Regions from separate parts of the Mus musculus genome. Here region 1 is linked to region 2. The links are chromatin loops, found by intact Hi-C in ENCODE. Cell type or tissue: heart. All regions are shown on one strand. Links, peaks and the distances in the headings refer to the core of each region. The heading gives the core; the rest is flanking DNA.

Region 1 (8,332 bases), core at 89-8,088, 52 kb before region 2:
CAATGTTGAGAAACTCTACCATCATATAAATACATGGTACAAAATAGAAGATGCCTATGCAGGATCATTTCAGAAGCTGTTGGAAACCTTGTCCCAATCCCAAGCCAAGAGTCAGTTAACAGTCTTTGTAATGCCTCAAGCAGCAATTTTAAAAAATTTTAAAATGGAACCTCTTCACACAATCCAATCAAAAGCTATCCAAGTGTGCTGTGTGCTGAGGAATGGTTGTAGGAAAATAGTGTCTGTCCTTGTTTTTCATAATTAAGTCATTATGTTTCTATAAGAGCAGAAAATTTTGTGTGTGCAGTAAAAACAAACAAACAAACAAAAACAAAAAACAAAAAACCCACTGCAATCCATAATATGCAAGAATCAGGAACCTAAACTGAGGCAGTTTGGGAGGTGTTGGTTTAGTGTTGCATGGCGTGATGGCACATACAATGTAAACTGCACATGTGGTATGTTCAGAGCTAAGGCTGCAATGGAATCCTGCAACACACCCAGAGAGAGCCCTGCCAGGAGCACCCCAGATTTGTTGTACGAAAATATGAAATATCTATTTATTTTTACGCAATGAGCCATCTCAATATCCCTCATCAAACTTTTGACTTTGAATTAATTTTAGGTGGTTGTGTGTTTACAAACCTTTTGTTGCTGTTGTTGCTGTTGAGATTTTTTTGTGTGTGTGTGACTCCCACATTCTGTTACAGTGTAAGTAGCTGCATTCTAGACTAACTCAGACGTCTAGCTAGACCAGGCAAGAATTCCTTACCCGCAAAGTCATGAGATAAACGAGTCGTGATTGTTCTAAGCTACTAAACATACAGGTTCATCCTGTTTTGAAGTGATAGATGAAGCTACCAGAACCAAAGACATTCTCCCATTGTTTTGGCTGTATTTATACAGGGCTCAGACACAGTAGAATGTGTAACTAAGGGGCTGGAGGGATGACTCAGCAGTTAGGAGCACTTACTGCTCTTGCAGAGGACCTACACAGCAGCACACACTCATTTGTAACTCCAGTTCCAAGATGTCTGATGCTCTTTCACCTCTTCTGGCCTCTATGGGCAACAGGCACCATGCAAATACACACAGACAGGCACACAGACACACAGACAGACACTAATTCCCAGGAAATAAAAATAAACGAATCTTTAAAGAATGTGTGACTTGCAGGGTGTTAGTGGCAGCAGCACACAGACTTTAATCCCAACACTTGGGAGGCAGAGGCAAGAGGATCTCTGTGAGTTAGAGGAGTTCCAGGGCATGTATGACTCAGTGGCATTTAGTATCACATGCTGAGCAGTCACTATCTCTGTCAAGTTCCAAACATTGTCATCAGTCAGAAGAAAACCTTGTGCTCATCAGAAGTTGGTCCCTAACGCCTCCTCTTGTGGACACCGTGATTTGCCCTTTGCTGCGGATTTACCTATTAAGAACATTTTATTGCCATAAAAGATCACAGTCTGGGCTTCTGCTGTGTGGCTTCCTTCATCCAGCAAGGGTTTTTCAGTGCTGTGCATTACAGGCAAAAGAAGCATACCAGCTTGAACGGTGAGGTTCCCCACAAGATGGCTATGTTGAGGGGCTCCCAGCAGATACACAAGGCTTGTGTCAGAGTGAGGACCCCAGTGTCTGGACTCTGGATTGACCCCCCCCCCAAAAAAACCCCAAAGAAATAGGTACAGGAACCTTACTGTACCAGACGGTGTTTTTTTCTCCCTTGGTGTATGCATTGTTCCCATGGATCCCTGCTAAAGCTCATGCGTCACTGACCACGGAGTAAGGGAGCCCTCCAGGTGGAAGCAATGCACATGCCCACTGATGATACAAAGATGAAGGAAACAAGTCCATCTTTCAATGGATCATCATTTAGTCCTGAAGAGACACAATGTTACTTTTTGGGGGGTGGGGGTTGTTTTGTTTGTTTGTTTGTTTTCGAGACAGGGTTTCTCTGTGTATCCCTGGCTGTCCTGGAACTCACTTTGTAGACCAGGCTGGCCTCGAACTCAGAAGTCCACCTGCCTCTGCCTCCCAAGTGCTGGGATTAAAGACGCCAGCACACCTGGCAAGAAACAATGTTACTTAATAAGAGGCACAACCTTGAAAACATTATGCTGAGTGAAGAAAGCCACGTGCACGCATACACACACACACACACACACACACACACACACACACACACACACACACACACACACACACTGCATGGTAGATTCTATCGCTGTGAACACTGCATGGTAGATTCTATCGCTGTGAAAGATTCTTGGTAGGTAAATCCAGAGCGATCCCCAAAGGCAGTTTCCAGGAGGAGCTGTCCAACAAGGCTCTCTGGTGGTCCAAGCAGTGGGGCCTCGAGCATCCAAGACAGGCATGGCAGAAAGCAGTAGACTGTAGGTGGGAGCAGCCTGTTCTCCACTCCTGCCCTGACACCTCCTGCAGTACTCAGCTAGTTCTCTTCAGCTTCCAGCACACATCCTGCCATCCTGCAGCGCCACTGAAAGCGTCCACAGGCAGATGTGGGAAGAAAGAGGACTGGGACCAATGAGGGGCTTGTTCAGTCTCTAACGTATGTCCCCTTGGGGTCAGAGTCCCAAAAAGCAGTTTCAGATGAGGCTTGTTCCCTCTCCAAGCCTGGACCTTGGAACTCTGATCCAAACATACTCAGGAAGCTAGGACGGCTGCCGAGGTGTCTCCAGAAAACTGAAGAGAGCAAAGAAGACTTGCCAGTTTCCATGGAAACCATCCAAAATTTAAAAGACTAGGAGTTTAATCTCTCTCACACACACCCCTGCCTCTCTCCTCCCTCCCCACCCTCCCCTCTCTCCCCCACTCCACACTCACACACAAATCCCATTGTGCTGCATTATTCTGATGAGACCTTGGCGGGGCTGCCGAGAGGAGTCAGGATTTGGGGCTTTCTGTAGAACACGGAGCCCTAGAATTCATTTTATGGGTTTAAACTAAAGCATGAAGAAACATTTGGAATGCAAAATACCTAAATCCTCTATGCCGCGGAAGATCAAAAAATAAATAAATAAAAGAGGTGAAAGCTTTTTGCTAGATTAAAAGGAAAGAAGATGTGGGGGTGGGGTGAGGAAGGTTGGGAGCCTGTCTCTGGAGCTCAGCTGTCATTCCAGCCCACCCTGTCCAGTGTCTCCTTCTCTGAGGCTGCTGCAGATGACAGGACTGGACCTATTTTATTGCTTAGGTAGGAGACCCAATCAGAGCAAGGGACTAGTCATAAGATGTTCGTTGGGCTTCCGCGAGGGATAGCCTCTGCTGCTGTGGTCTGAAGTTTCTACATGAACAGCATTACCCAACTGGGAACTGGGTGGGGGTAGGGGGTGGGACTGGGAGCATCAAACTGCACATGAACCAAACACAGATTCTCTTGTCGTTACTCCCTAAACAATCCTAACAGCCACTTAGAAAGTATTTATATTGCATTAAAGCATCTAGAGATGGCTCAAAGCACATGCATGTTGTGTGACTAACCACTTTCCATAGGAGCGTTGAGTACTGGGGTTTAAGCATCTGCCTGAACACGCTCGTGCGCGCGCGCGTGTGTGTGTGTGTGTGTGTGTGTGTGTGTGTGTGGTTATCCTGGAACCAGACTCTTGGAAACTGACTTGTGCTGTGAGCCTATACCTGCACTATTTGTTTTTTTTAAACCTTCCGAGCCCTTCCCTCTTTCCCAGACATCTTATCTCATATATTTGCCCTAACTGCCCAGGTCTTGCTGCCCCTCACCTCATCAGTGGTCCATGTATTCCACTGATCAGCCTCTGGCTTTATTCAGTAACTTCATTTTTTTTTATTTTTTATTTTTTTTAAGATAGAGTCTCACTATGTGTATCTCTGAATGGCTGGAACTCACTAATCCAGCTGGCACTGAGCTTACAGAGGTCTAACTAGCTCTGCTACCCGAGAACCACCAGACCTGGCACTATTCTTAGTCCATGGAATATTTCAGCCAGGAAGTCATGCCAATGGATCTAATCCTGCCTCATTTATAAAGAAAATAAAATGATCCTCATTTTCTCAGAGTCCCCACAACAATCCAGCAAGGTCCAAGGCTTTATTACTGTACAAACATGAGCTTGAATCTTGAGAGATTTTCAGTGGCTTGCCCAAGGTCTCATGGCCCTGTACCCACTGTGTTTTCTGTTTTTATTTCTCTTGATGAAGATGAGTCTGAATATGTGTGGGGTGAGCGTGTGTACTTGCCTAGGCCCTGCAAGCCCAGGGTGTCCCTTATCCCACTTGGCTGCTGGTCTCCATGAGGTACCAGCAGGCTTGTAGCTTGGGGATCTTAAACAGCGCATAGCAGGCCAGTCTTGTGTCCCTGACCATGTCAAACCCCAGAGACCTCTTTGAAGTGCCATGACGCTCCAGATGAACAACATAAATTCATGGAAATGTTTCACAAGGGCGTTTTTCCTCTGCCGGTCTCCATTTCCGTGAAAAACACAGCCTTGGAGGTAAACACTGTTTGCTGCAAAAAGGGAGCGAGAACTGATTTCCCTCCACACCCCCAGCCCCCAGCTCTGTTTCCTCTGCCCTTCCGCCCTGCAACATGCAGGGTCCCCCAGAGGCCCAAGCTCCAAAGATGGATGATGGTTGCCCCAGGGACATCTGGAGCCTCAACAGTTTCCAGGTCTCCTCGATGATCACACCATCTGTCCCGGAGAAGCAAAATTGGGGAGGGGCTTTGAGGATAGAAATGGCTGCTTTTAGCCTGAAACCGAGGCTCCATCTCCAGTGGGAAAATAGTCCGTGGGCTTGAACACTGCTTTCTTTTTACCTCCAGATCCTGGAATTTGCTCGTAAACAACACGTTGTCAGCTCAATTTTCTGCTTCTGGAAACTAAATGCTCTGTTAGGACAGATTTGCAAATTTCCAACTGCAGGGAGCCGAGTCAGAGGAACTTCTGTTTGTCTGAGCTTTCTGTTTTATACTTGCAAAATGCTTCAAAACATATTTTATTTTATACCAAAGATCCACACCCCTTCTAAGATCCTACTGGAAACATTCTTTTTGGGGATGGGGAGGGGATAGAGGGAGGAAAGCAGAGGTGGGGTGACCTATGCCGACCCGTGAGGCTGTGGTTTTGGTAGTTCACAGGCTTCTGCCACAGCCTCCCAGGCGCAAAGATTTCGTGCCCCTGACAACAACGTGACCTGCTTTGAGCGACGGCAACAGCATAAAAGTGATGATATACTGGTTCTTTGCCTTCATCCTACAGCTATCTCTATAACAGCAACTTTCTCCAAAAGTCCTGTTAATCCTGAGATTTGCTGGGATTAAACAAAACCAAACCAAACAATTTCACCGTATCGGCTCAAATTTAAAGCAAGCTTTAGTAAACATTAAACATTGATGAAGAGATGGGTTTTGCTCAGGACCATTCCCTAGAATTTTCCAGCTGAATGGCACTATGTGTTGTAGGGGTTTTTAAGAACAAACTTATAGGCCACCATACTCTCCCATGAGGGAGTTGCTATTTTTCAAGAACTACAATTCCCAGCATTCCAGATAGTTATCTTGGTCAGGTAGGGCTTACAGGTTAATTTTGGGCAGAATAGTCCTTTATCCTGGACTTGAGTTTGGGAGTTTGGGAAAGAGGCTCACTTCTGCTGATCTGAAACCCTTTGACTATGAATGGATGTTGGCTTTGTGAACTCTGTTTGGAGGCAGCTTGTTACACAGCATGTTGTGATATTAACTGACCGATGCAAATACTTAGCTGGTGTTCCTTAGGCAGGATGGTTGCTGATGGCACTATTTGTCCAATTTTATTCCTTTAGATTTCCTTTTTCTTTTGTGTCTGGCACTGTGTTGAGTGTTAGGATATTAAAAAAACCAGAAATCAGTAAAATAATAATAATAATAACAATTATTATTATTGTTATTATTAAGCACTTTTTGTTTCTAGAAATTGTGCTTAACTCTTCGTATCTTCCATTTATTCTCATAACATCCCTATGAGGAAACTGAGGAAAACAAGGATTTGAGGATGTAAGTAACCTCGTCCAGATTATCTAGCTCTGATGACCCAGTTCCTGTTCCCAAGAAGCCCGTGACCTGCTGGAGAACATGAGGTTCACGACTGCTTGGTGACTGGGCTGATGGCTGCTGTCCAGGCAGTAGTGAGCAAGCAAAGGCAGGCTGGCAGGTTTGGTAGGAGAACCTGCCTTGCTCCCATCTGTAGGCAGAACCTTTGAGAAGAGGCTGTTGGGGAGTCAGGGGACAGTGAGGTACTGACCTGGCCCTCACTGCATGGAGGTGAACATGCCAGGGACCCCACAGAGCCTTGGGAAAAGTTTCTGAGTTGTACAAGCTTAAGACAGTTTCTGTAGTTCTGAGCCTACCCCTTGCTCCAGCAAGATCTGTGGCCTTGGGTCTGCCCCTTGGAAGCTGCCAAGCAGCACAGACAGGAAGGATCGGAGTCTTACTTAGATGGGTGCTAGCTCTGTCTGAGGTTACCACTTGCTATACCCTAGGTCTTCATCCTGTTCCGCAAACATCAGGGAGGGCTGGTGAGATGGAACGAGCAGTAGGTAAATACACTTGCATCCAAGACTTGCAACCTGAGCTCCATCCCTCGGACCCACATTGGTGGAAGGGGAGAACCAACTCCTGCAAGCTGTCCCCCCACTTCCACATATGTGTCAGGACATGGCATGACCCCCTTCCACACTGAATAAATAAATGTATAAAAGAAAAAGGAAAACAAAAAAAAAAAAAAACACTGGGGAAGGCAGCTCCTGGGATGGGTCCTATCTAAGGAGTAGCCTGGACCCTCTTTATGCATTGAATTGATAGTAATTTGCACCTTTTCACCATGCAAATTACGCGTCACTCTCCTTGAGGTAATTTTGTGGCTCCGGAGGGGAAGCTGGTAGGACTGGTGAGAGGGAGTTTTGAGATTTGTTTTCTTTTCCTGTTCATATTCTAGACGCTGTCTCTACACCCCGCCCCCACCCTCTGTCTGCTTCAGCTCCATCTCCATTTGTATAACTACTCCAGGCTCTTTGGGGCCACCATATGTCTCTTCTTATGCCTCCCTGGAAACTCCATCTTTCTCTGTAGATTCTGCCTGCCTGCCTGCCTGTCTGTCTGCCTGCCTGCCTGTCTGCCTGTCTGTCTGTCTGTGACATTATCTCTTGCTCTTTCTCTCCCCTGCCCCCCCCCACTCCTCTTTAATCAGGAAGAAGAGAGCTGGCTGTTCTGAATGCACAGCTCCTATCTCCTTGCTAATTTCATCACCTCAATTAATCAATCAAAACTCACGTGGGAAGGGGCCAGTCACATGTGCAAGCTGTAGGTCAGTCCTTCAGTCTCATTATCCCCTTTCCTCTCTCCCTCCGAGCAGGAGGTGGCAGCCATCAGTGGCTGGCTTCTCTGTGGGAAACAGCCACTGGAGGCCTTTGCACCACCGTCCCTGCTGTGGACAGCAGCGATGACACAGAAAGTCCCCACAGGCTACAGTAGGGCGTCTGTGATGAACAGAGAGATGTGAAGTTGTTTCCCCTCAGTGTCCACAGACTCTTCCCGGGTGAATCTGAGGAAGGCTGGCCCTGTCTCCATGGTAACTGAGGGTCTGAGGACCAAGTAAAGTGACTCACCATAGGCCACACAAGTGTATTACTGCAGTAGAAGCGTATTCTACTTCTACTGAATGTAGAAGTTAGAAGGACAACCTCACGTATTGTTCCTCGGGCACCTCATTTATTTATTTTAATTTATTAAATTTATATTTAATTATGTATATGTCTGTGTGGGGGTGTGTACACACATTGACTGCAGATGCCCTTGAAGGCCAGAGGCATTGAATCCCCTGGAGATGGAATTACAGGTGGTTGTGCGCCTTCCCAAATGGGTGCCTGGAATCAAAGTCAGGTCCTTTTCGAGGGCGATATGCAGTCTTAGACAGTGAGCCATCTTCCCAGGCCCTCCACCTTGATTTTTGAAACAAGATTTCTTTTCATCCTGGAGCTGGGCACACAGGTTAGATGAGCTAGCCCAACAGCCCGGGCATCCGCTGGTCTCCACCCATCCAACCCTTGGATTATAAAGATATGCCACCACACTCAGATTTCTAATATGAGGCTCAAACTCAGGCACTCGTGTTTGCCAGGCACAAGAACTTTCTCCACTAATCCATTTCTTAGCCCCGGACTGCTTTTGACCCAAACCTTCATTTGCATTTATTGCGCACCAATGGTTTACCAGGTCTGTGACATACTTGGCATTTATTTGGCAGTTGTGTGACTTGAACCTGGCATAAAGTAGGCCCACAAGTGTTTGCTGAATGAATGAAATGGA
Region 2 (8,332 bases), core at 65-8,064:
GGGAATCAGGCAGAAGTGCTTGTCGTTCCTTCAGGGTCACCGGGGCTTCTGGCCTTAGCTCAACTGGGAACCAGGCTACCTTTCACGGTCCTACACACATACACACATGCATGTACACACACACACACACACACACACACACACACACACAAACACACACACAAATGGCAAGCTTGAGGACAGAACAGTAACTCAGCCTCAGATATGCTCTGTGTAATGCTCTTCGGATGTCCCTGGAGACACATTGGAACCGTTTCTCGATTTTACAACCTGGAGTGACTGCAGCAGGAGGGTCCTTAGAAAGATGCTTGGGTTCAGGTTTCTACCAAAGCTGCAACACTGTGCCCCACACTCATGCTGTCATTGTTTGGGCCCAGGGGCTGTTGGCACTGTTTGCTAAGGCCACTTCCTGTGTATCTGAACAACCCTGACCAAAAGTAGTTCTTCCTGCCCTGAGAAGACCTCTGTCCCAGGGGCCTCACGCCACAGGGTGAATTGTTAAGAGATGCTGTGGCCTCAGACCATAAGTACAAGCGAGACATTGAGGGGGTGTAGAGTTGTGCGTTCCTGAGCTCTAACTGCAAGCCTTCATGACACCAGATCTACCATCCCCTGAACCCCTCTGGGCTTCAGCTTCCTGCTTTATGGAGGAAGAGACAGAGTTACTGTGGGAATTAGCAGTGTAATGTCTGCCAAGCTTGGACACGGTGAGCCCTTGCAAGGTCCAGCATTATCATAGTTAGGATGTGAATGCTCTGGCTTTAGTGCTCAGCCCAGCAAACCCTGACACGCCCAACATAGCTCCCAAGCCTGTTCCCACCCACGAGCCAGACGGAAGCATTCATTCATTTTGTGCACATGTGTATGTGCACGTCTGTGTGTAGGATGTGTATGTGACCGAAGCTACCCTCAGGCCACAGCACACGGGTAGATCAGAGGACAACTTTCAGGAGTTGTTCCTCCCCTTCCACCTTGTTTTGAGGCAGGATCGCTCTTGTTTCTGCCTCTGACCTGTGTCCTCAAGACATACTGGATTCTGCTGTGTCCATCACCTGTCTTGCAGGAATTGCAGATGTTTGCTGCCAGCTCTGACTTTGTATGTATGTCCCATGGATTCCCATTCAGGCTGGCAGGCTTGCAAAGTTAGGGCTCTTACCCACTGAGTCCTCCCACCCTGTCCCCCTCCTCATTTCACAGAGAAGGCGATAAAGGCAACTCTATTGTCAGTTCCAAGTGTCAGGTCTCAGAGCTCACAGCCTAGGAGAGAGGCAGCTGCCTAGAACTCAGGTTACCATGAGATGCGGGCTCAAGGCCACTTAGGAAGCAGAGTAGTAGTCAGGCAGGACTCAGCAAGGGATATGGAAGAGAAGAAACCCAGCAGCCTCCACAAAGGCAGTGAATGTTCTGGCCACAGACACCTGGCTGTCATCTTTTCAGGTCCACCTCAGTCCCCTCCTGCCAGAGCTTTAGCAGAAGAGTCATTTGCTGAGTCACCCTGTAGCTGGCATGGTTTCCTCAGACTCCTTGAAATCCCAGCTTAGCTGCATGGCCCTGCCCAGACTCTGCTACCTGGCTGCCAGCTCACTGTGAGTCCTTGGGCAGATTGCTTCATGACTCTGGGATAATGCAGATGCTTGAGTTGTCCGTGGTGGGGGATGGGGGATAGGGGGATTGCTGTCACCAGAATGAAGTCAGAGACACCTTGGTGTCCTGTTTATTATATATCCCATGCAGCTCTGTGTGTTTGTGTGCACGCGTGTGCGTGTATGCGCACACACTCATGTGTGGATGCATACTTGTACATGTTCGAGTGCATAGGCTTATGGGGACCAGAGGGCAACATTAGGTGTTATCCTCAGATACACTGTCCATCTCCTTTGAAACTGAATCTCTCATTAGTCTGTCATTCATCATTTAAGCAAGACTGCCTGACCAATAGACCCCAGGCTTCTCCCATTCTCTGTCTCCCCAGAACTGGGTGATGAGTGCAGTCTACCACAGTCACCATTTTTACTTGGGTTCTGGCTATCAAACTCAGGTTCTCCTGCTTGCAAGACAAGTACTTTACCAACTGAGCTAACTCCCTAAGTCTGGTTCATAGAGAAAGTAAATGAAAGCTGGCTATGGAGATACACACTCTATCTCTAGCAGCAAAACGGCTGAGACAGGAGGATAGCAGTGAGCTCAACCTGGGATACACAGAAAAGTCTTGTTTAAAAAGAAATAAAAAGAAAACAAGTAAAAGAAAGCAAATGAATGAATGAATGAACACATGTCCATCCTTCATTCAAGAGCATGGATGGGCAGATAAACTAACAGATATTGGAGGATAGTTCAGTCCTCTCTTTCCAGAGGTCTCAAGAGCTCAGGCACCTATAATTCCACCTACCCTCCCACGCCAAGTCTCCTTACACTCTGGACATCATCGCCTGATCAGCCATTGGGGTGGGGGTGGGGCGGAGCTTCAGCATCACCGTGCTCACTGCCTATCCACAAGCTGTTTTTCTGTCCCCTGAATGACAGTTTCTCTCATGCTCTCCAGCTGATCCTTGGTGTCTAGGTTAGACCACACCACCTCTCCCTGGCTACTTACCAGAGTGACCTTTCAAAATCTTCTGCCTCTGGTGAGACAGTCCCGTTCTGACTGTAGCCTCCTTCCCTCCCTGCTACAGTCTAGGGATCTTTATTCCAGGGATACTTGCATTCTCAGCACCCAGCCTGGGTTTCTCAGCAAGGCTTTGGCCCTGGAGACTGAAGTTCAGCTTAGCTTGCCTGCCTCTTCCCTCTCCACAAACTGTACCCCTTGAACTCTGTGCCTTCCTTTAACCTTCTAGAACCTCCCAATTCCCTCCATGCTTGTGTGCCTTCAGCCTGGAATGCCTGTGTTACCTACATGATAAACCTCTACTCTTCAGACCCCGAAGGATGCCCAGGGAATCCCATTCTGACCACCTACAGGCTGAGTCTCCCCCTTGGACAAACACTACTTCTCATGAACACGTCTACTGTGTTATATTTCTCAAGCTGCACCTTAGGGCTTTGGAGTCCCTTCTTCCCTCTGAGATATTTCTAGAATAGGCTCATGGTTTATTCAGATAACAAATTTAGGCATGAATATAGATGTGACTATTTAAACCTAAGCAGTATCTAGCTCAAGTAGGTGTTTATAAAAATACAGCCAGTGAATGTATTGATGGGTAGAAGAGGATGGGCAAATGAACCAGTGGAAAGATAAGACTGCATAAATGGAAGGATGGGTGGGTGGGTGTAAGAAGACAAGAGGGATGGGTGGATAGATGGGTGGATGGAGGGATGGATGAAGGGAGGGAGTGATGGATGGGTAGATGAATGGATATATAGATGGGTGGATGGATAGGTGGATGAGTGGATAGATGGATGGAAGGATGGGTAGATGAATGGATGGATGGGTGGATGGATGGATGGATGGGTGGATGGATGGGTCGATGGGTGGAGGGATGGATGGATGGATGGATGGGTAGATTGATAGATGGATGGATGGTAGGAAGAATGGTACAGAAGGCAAGGGGAAGAATAGAAGGATACATGGGTGATAGAAAGGATGTCTGGGTTCACGGACAGAAGTGTTAGAGTGTTTGTGTTCCTGAAGCTGGTCGATTTTCTCACAAGGCATCTAGGGCTCCAGGCAGCCTCTGAAGGCATTTCAACTGCCTGGCTTTGTGCATGTATCTTGCACATTTTGCCTTAGGCAGTAAATGAACCATCTATCTCTGGTTATTAAGATAAAAGAAGAATCAGATGTGGTGACACATACCTGAACTCCTAACAGAAGGATCCCAAGTTAATACTTAGTGGGACCATGTTTAGCAAAATGAAACAAAAACAAATTAAAAGGAGGAGGAAGAGGAGAAGGAGGAGGGGGAGACAACATGAGACAAACTAAGAGCCAATCCCCCCACTTCACCAAAGTATACATATTAATTCATTTTCCTCTTTCTTTCTTTCTTTCTTTCTTTCTTTCTTTCTTTCTTTCTTTCTTTCCTTTCTTTCTTTTCTTTCTTTCTTTCTTTTTTTTTTTTTTTTAGGAAAATAGATCTCTGGAGATCACTTAATCAATCGCTGAACAAGACTTGGGGGGAAATGGAAATCTGAGCAGCCTGCCTGAGCCATAGCCGTTCCTGAGACTCCTTTTCACTTGAGACCCGCACTATCTTCCACCTGTTCACCTCTCCTCGGAGGCTCGCTCTGAGCAGTGCTTGCCTTGTTCACTGGCCTGCAGGAGACAATCCCAAGCAAAAGCCCAGTGACCTCACCCTAGGGCTGTGGCTGGGGAGACTTGGCAGAGGCAGCTGTGTTTCCATTCTGGCTGTGACCCTGGGCGTGGAAGGAAGAGACTCTGGCCTAGTGCCATCACCAAGGTCCCTGCCAGACTCATGACAGAGAGGGTCTGGGAAGTCCCAGAAAGAGAGGCCTGTATACCCAGAGGACCTCCTGAGGGTGGTAAGCCAGAAGGCCACCTGCTCTTGGAATCCGGAGCTGGGTATAGGAGTGGAGGGGGTCTCTGATTCCTGTCACCTGCCTGAGCCCCACAGTAGAGTCAAGGTCCAAAGACTTTTCTTCCCATAGTGAACCTCACCGCCTTCTTTCTTTAGCTCTTCACCCATATATGGTGAAGAATGAAGCTTTAATGATGTTTCTGGCAGATGCTGGCACATATGTGGTCCCCTCTGCCTCACAACCTTGTAGTGACTCAGGAGAGCCATGCTTGGGCCTCTTGTCACTCCTCCCATCTCCTTTCTTCAGGGTCCCTTGGGGGACATTTAGTGTTACACCTTTCTGTGGTAATTGTCCTCCTCCCTAACCAAGTGTTCCAGTAGCCTCAGGGGAAGCGGCTTGGAGAATCTTCAACACAGATGTGGATCCAGAATCCAGGGCAAGAGAGCTTAAGCACCGAGTGGTACAGACTCTGGAAGATGTCGTTAGGGAGAAAAGAGAATCCATCTTTCAGCTTCCTTATCTAGGTCTGCAAGACAGAGGTGTGTGTGCTCGCGTGACTATGCATGCCTACATTTGTGAGTGTGTATGTGCATGCATGTGTGTGCATGCATGCATGCAGTTGCATGTATGCATGCATTCTTTAAGCTTGAGGCTGGATGAAGCTAAGAACAAAGCATGTATTTTTGAAGCTGTCTTGTTTCCCTTTTCTCTCTTCACCCTGAATTTTTAGTCACTATGGTGACTAGGGGAAAAAAAAAAAACAGAAAAAGAAAAAGAAAAAAAAAAAGCCCTCAGCTTTATATTCAGGGAGAGTCAAAGTTTCCTAGGAGTCGGTCTGTGGCAGCCGTTGGGTGTGGCTTTTTCCTCTCTGTGTGTGCACACACACGTGATTGGCCAGTCCACGCCTCCAACCACAGATGCTCAGGCCTTTGTGGGCCTCGTGCCAGCTGTGGTTTTGAATACCGTTGTTCTCCCGAGTTAAGGATCTGTGGTTTCTAATTGCACTTCAGACTACCACGCTGCCCTGTCCCCACAGGTGTTCCCGGTTCATGCGAACACAGACGCATGCGTCCACTCACAGATGTGCCCTGGAAGACGGCACGGAGGGCTAGGACTAGTTTGTATATGTTAATATCTGAATTGCAGGGAAGTTTGGGTTTGCTGGACTGTGGGACTTTGTGGCTGTTCTTCATCAGGGGTCCTTCCTTCAGGCCTCTGAGCCTCCTTTTGTCACCAGTCTCTTCTCCACCTATTTACTGGGACGTCTGTGGGGAAAGTAAAGGCAAGACCTTAGGCCTTGGCTCAGGATACTCTGTAAAGCGTCAGTGAGTATCTTAAACTCTGCTGGTCATGCAGTCTTGCTTGTAGTGACTTGAGCCTGCCACTGTGGCAAAAATGCAGCCATGCTTAATGGCAAATGAGTGACCATGGCTGAGTTCTAACAAAGCTTTATAAAAGCAAGTGGTGGGTTAGGACTCACCAGGCTACTGTGTGCCACCCTCTGATTTAGAAAAAAGACAGATGTGAAACGAAAGGCCAGCCTGGAGAGTTTTCAGGAAGTGGACATTTATGTGGCTCAATGAAGGAGTTCAGTGTGGCTCTCTGAAGACTCAAAATCGGAAATTCCCCTTCAAACATCACAGGATTAGGGACAGACCCACTCAGTTGGGCTCAGAGGCTGGCTGTAGCAGGAGGGAGTTACAAAAGGGCCCATCTTCACTCATGACAAGAAAGTCCTCCCGGCTCCTCAGCGCTCAGTGCCTGACAGATGATGGGCACACAAGAAACACTTGACTGTGGCAAGTGTACTGCTGTCCAGCGACAACATCATCATCCCTTCTGTGCCTCTCGCTCTTCTTACGGTTCAAGGTAAACTTATTCCCTTTGCGAGGACCAGGGGCTCTGTTCTCCCAAATTGTGGCATAGTCTGGGACTATGTCAGAGGTGAAATTAAATGTTAGGGGGCGGAGTCCAGGGGAGGGTGGGGGCTGGCTTCAACTTCATCCACACTGTTCTGGCTGGCAGTCCTGCTGAGGCTTATCTGACATCTGGCTCAACCATCAGACAGGTGGATGGGCGAGTGAGGTAATGCTGGTCTCCACACCGGCAAGGGATCAGAGGCCCCGGGTCAGACCCGTTCAACCCCAGAGCAGTGGGTTAGATGGTGATCTAGTCTTGAGAGCAGTAAACAGGTGGTGTTTGTGACTCTCACGTTAGAAGCCCCTCGTTGTCTCCCCCTGCGCCATGCAAAAATGAGTCTGTGCATTTCTCAGGCTCTGCAGACTTCTGTGCTTTCTGGAAGCTTCTCCTCGGTGAGGGCAGTGTGGTGTGGGAAAGCCTCTCTCTCTCCTCCATGGTCCTTGGAGACTCTCACTCTCGCTGCTGGAAGCTTCTGCCTCCTCGGGCCTCAGAATGTCTGATGAGCACGTGCTCTCTTCAGGCCCCTCCCTTCCTTGAGCAGCCCCTCCCAACAGCTCTCTGCATGGAGGGGTGGGGCTTCTTAGCCATGGATCTCCGTACTGCTGTTCCAGAAACCAATCACTTCTGCTACATAACTCACATGGGAAAACAAACAAACAAAAAACCAAACAAAAGAACAAACAAACAAAACCACACCCGTTATCAAGATGGTTACAGAATTATGGAGGGAGATCAGAGTCTCCTTCCCTCTTAATCCCTTCCACAGATTTTCTCCTCAAGAACACTGGCAACGTCAGTCTATCCAGAGGCAACCAGTGTCCTGCACCCAAGCCCGACTAGGGATGCAGTTAGGATGTGGCCCTGGCACAAGGGTCCCCTGAGAGCCTGGATTATTCAGTATTTCCATCTGAGATCATCTGGTCCACTTCTCCTGTCCAACCTCTCTGTCCACCAGCTGCCTGTTTCCTCTTCACTTGCCTTCTCTGGTAGAGGTGACTAAGATGCTGCTGCAGGGGCCGTCCAGGGCTAGAGGGCGTGCATGGGCTTCGGAGTAAAGCAAATCTAGGTTTTCCTTTCAGCTTTGTGACCCTGGACAACTCAACAAATCAGGTAGCAGTTCCTTTTGGGGCTATCACAAGGGCTGAGGAGGCGACATGAAGAACGCTCATGGCACAGGGCAAACAGCAGCTGTCCCCATTGTTGTGGAGTGGAACCCGTGGAAATCATACCTCCAGTCAGGGCATGCATAAACATCCCAGCATCCCCATTTCAAGAGCTCTGGCTGCCTCTCCCTCTTTACCGTCGTCAGTGGTCACAGTACCCAGCCAAAATGAGCCTGTCCCTTCCAGTCATCGGAGGCACCTGGAGCATCTGGCTCCAGAGGTGCTGGCTGTGGTGTGCTCCTGAACTTGCAACTCTGAGCTCAGACTTGTCTCCACAGATTCCCCCTGGACCTGTCCCTCAGCAAAGGAGAAAGAGAGAGAGGCCCAGAGCAGGAGAGGGGATTGAAGGCTGGCTTTTGAGTTAGGACCTCACAGGCCTCACAGAAGCAATGTGAACCTCCAGAGGTTTGAGGACACCTTGCTCTGTCCCTTCCGAGCTCTGTGACCTTGAGTGGGTCCCTTCACTTTTGTCATCTCTACTGTGGGGACGGTAGTCCCAGTCTTGGGATGCCAGGTGCTCCCTCCTGGCTCTGGGCTGAAGGATGGGTCCCTTTTGAGGGATCTTGAGGTTGCTTTCTCCCCTTTCTGGGCATATGGGGCCCCACCCCTACCCCCACCCCACACAGAACACTCAGGTCTGGATGTGTGTGCCGGCTAGTCTTCCCATCACTAGGAGGGATCAGCTACTACCACACCCCCTGTTAGTGGTCCTGTCCGGGCCTGTCACAGGGACATCTACAAAGACATCAACCTTGTGACAGCCACAAGAATTA

The links. Hi-C counts contacts between places; a loop is a spot of excess contacts. Peaks named below come from ENCODE experiments on the same cell type or tissue, not always from the same donor. Only the 100,000 strongest peaks of a DNase experiment are listed, where the experiment ranks them.
Region 1: it touches region 2 in a loop (2.5-fold over the local background); 11 of 42 quality-filtered maps call a loop at or near these places.

Annotation. Positions count from the first base shown.
Region 1 is chr12:100,219,255-100,227,586 of GRCm38, forward strand. No RefSeq gene overlaps it. Among named protein-coding and RNA genes, the nearest start is that of Gm40557, 19 kb to the right of the region's middle. In heart, for the core only: no CTCF peak of the experiment used is centred there; a DNase peak (open chromatin) is centred at 4,457.
Region 2 is chr12:100,271,678-100,280,009 of GRCm38, forward strand. It overlaps Gm10432 (predicted gene 10432), which reads left to right and starts at 4,932. Exons shown (of 4, transcript NR_045741.1): 1 at 4,932-5,015. In heart, for the core only: a CTCF peak has its summit at 4,263; DNase peaks (open chromatin) are centred at 498, 4,364, 5,424, 6,884 and 1 weaker place.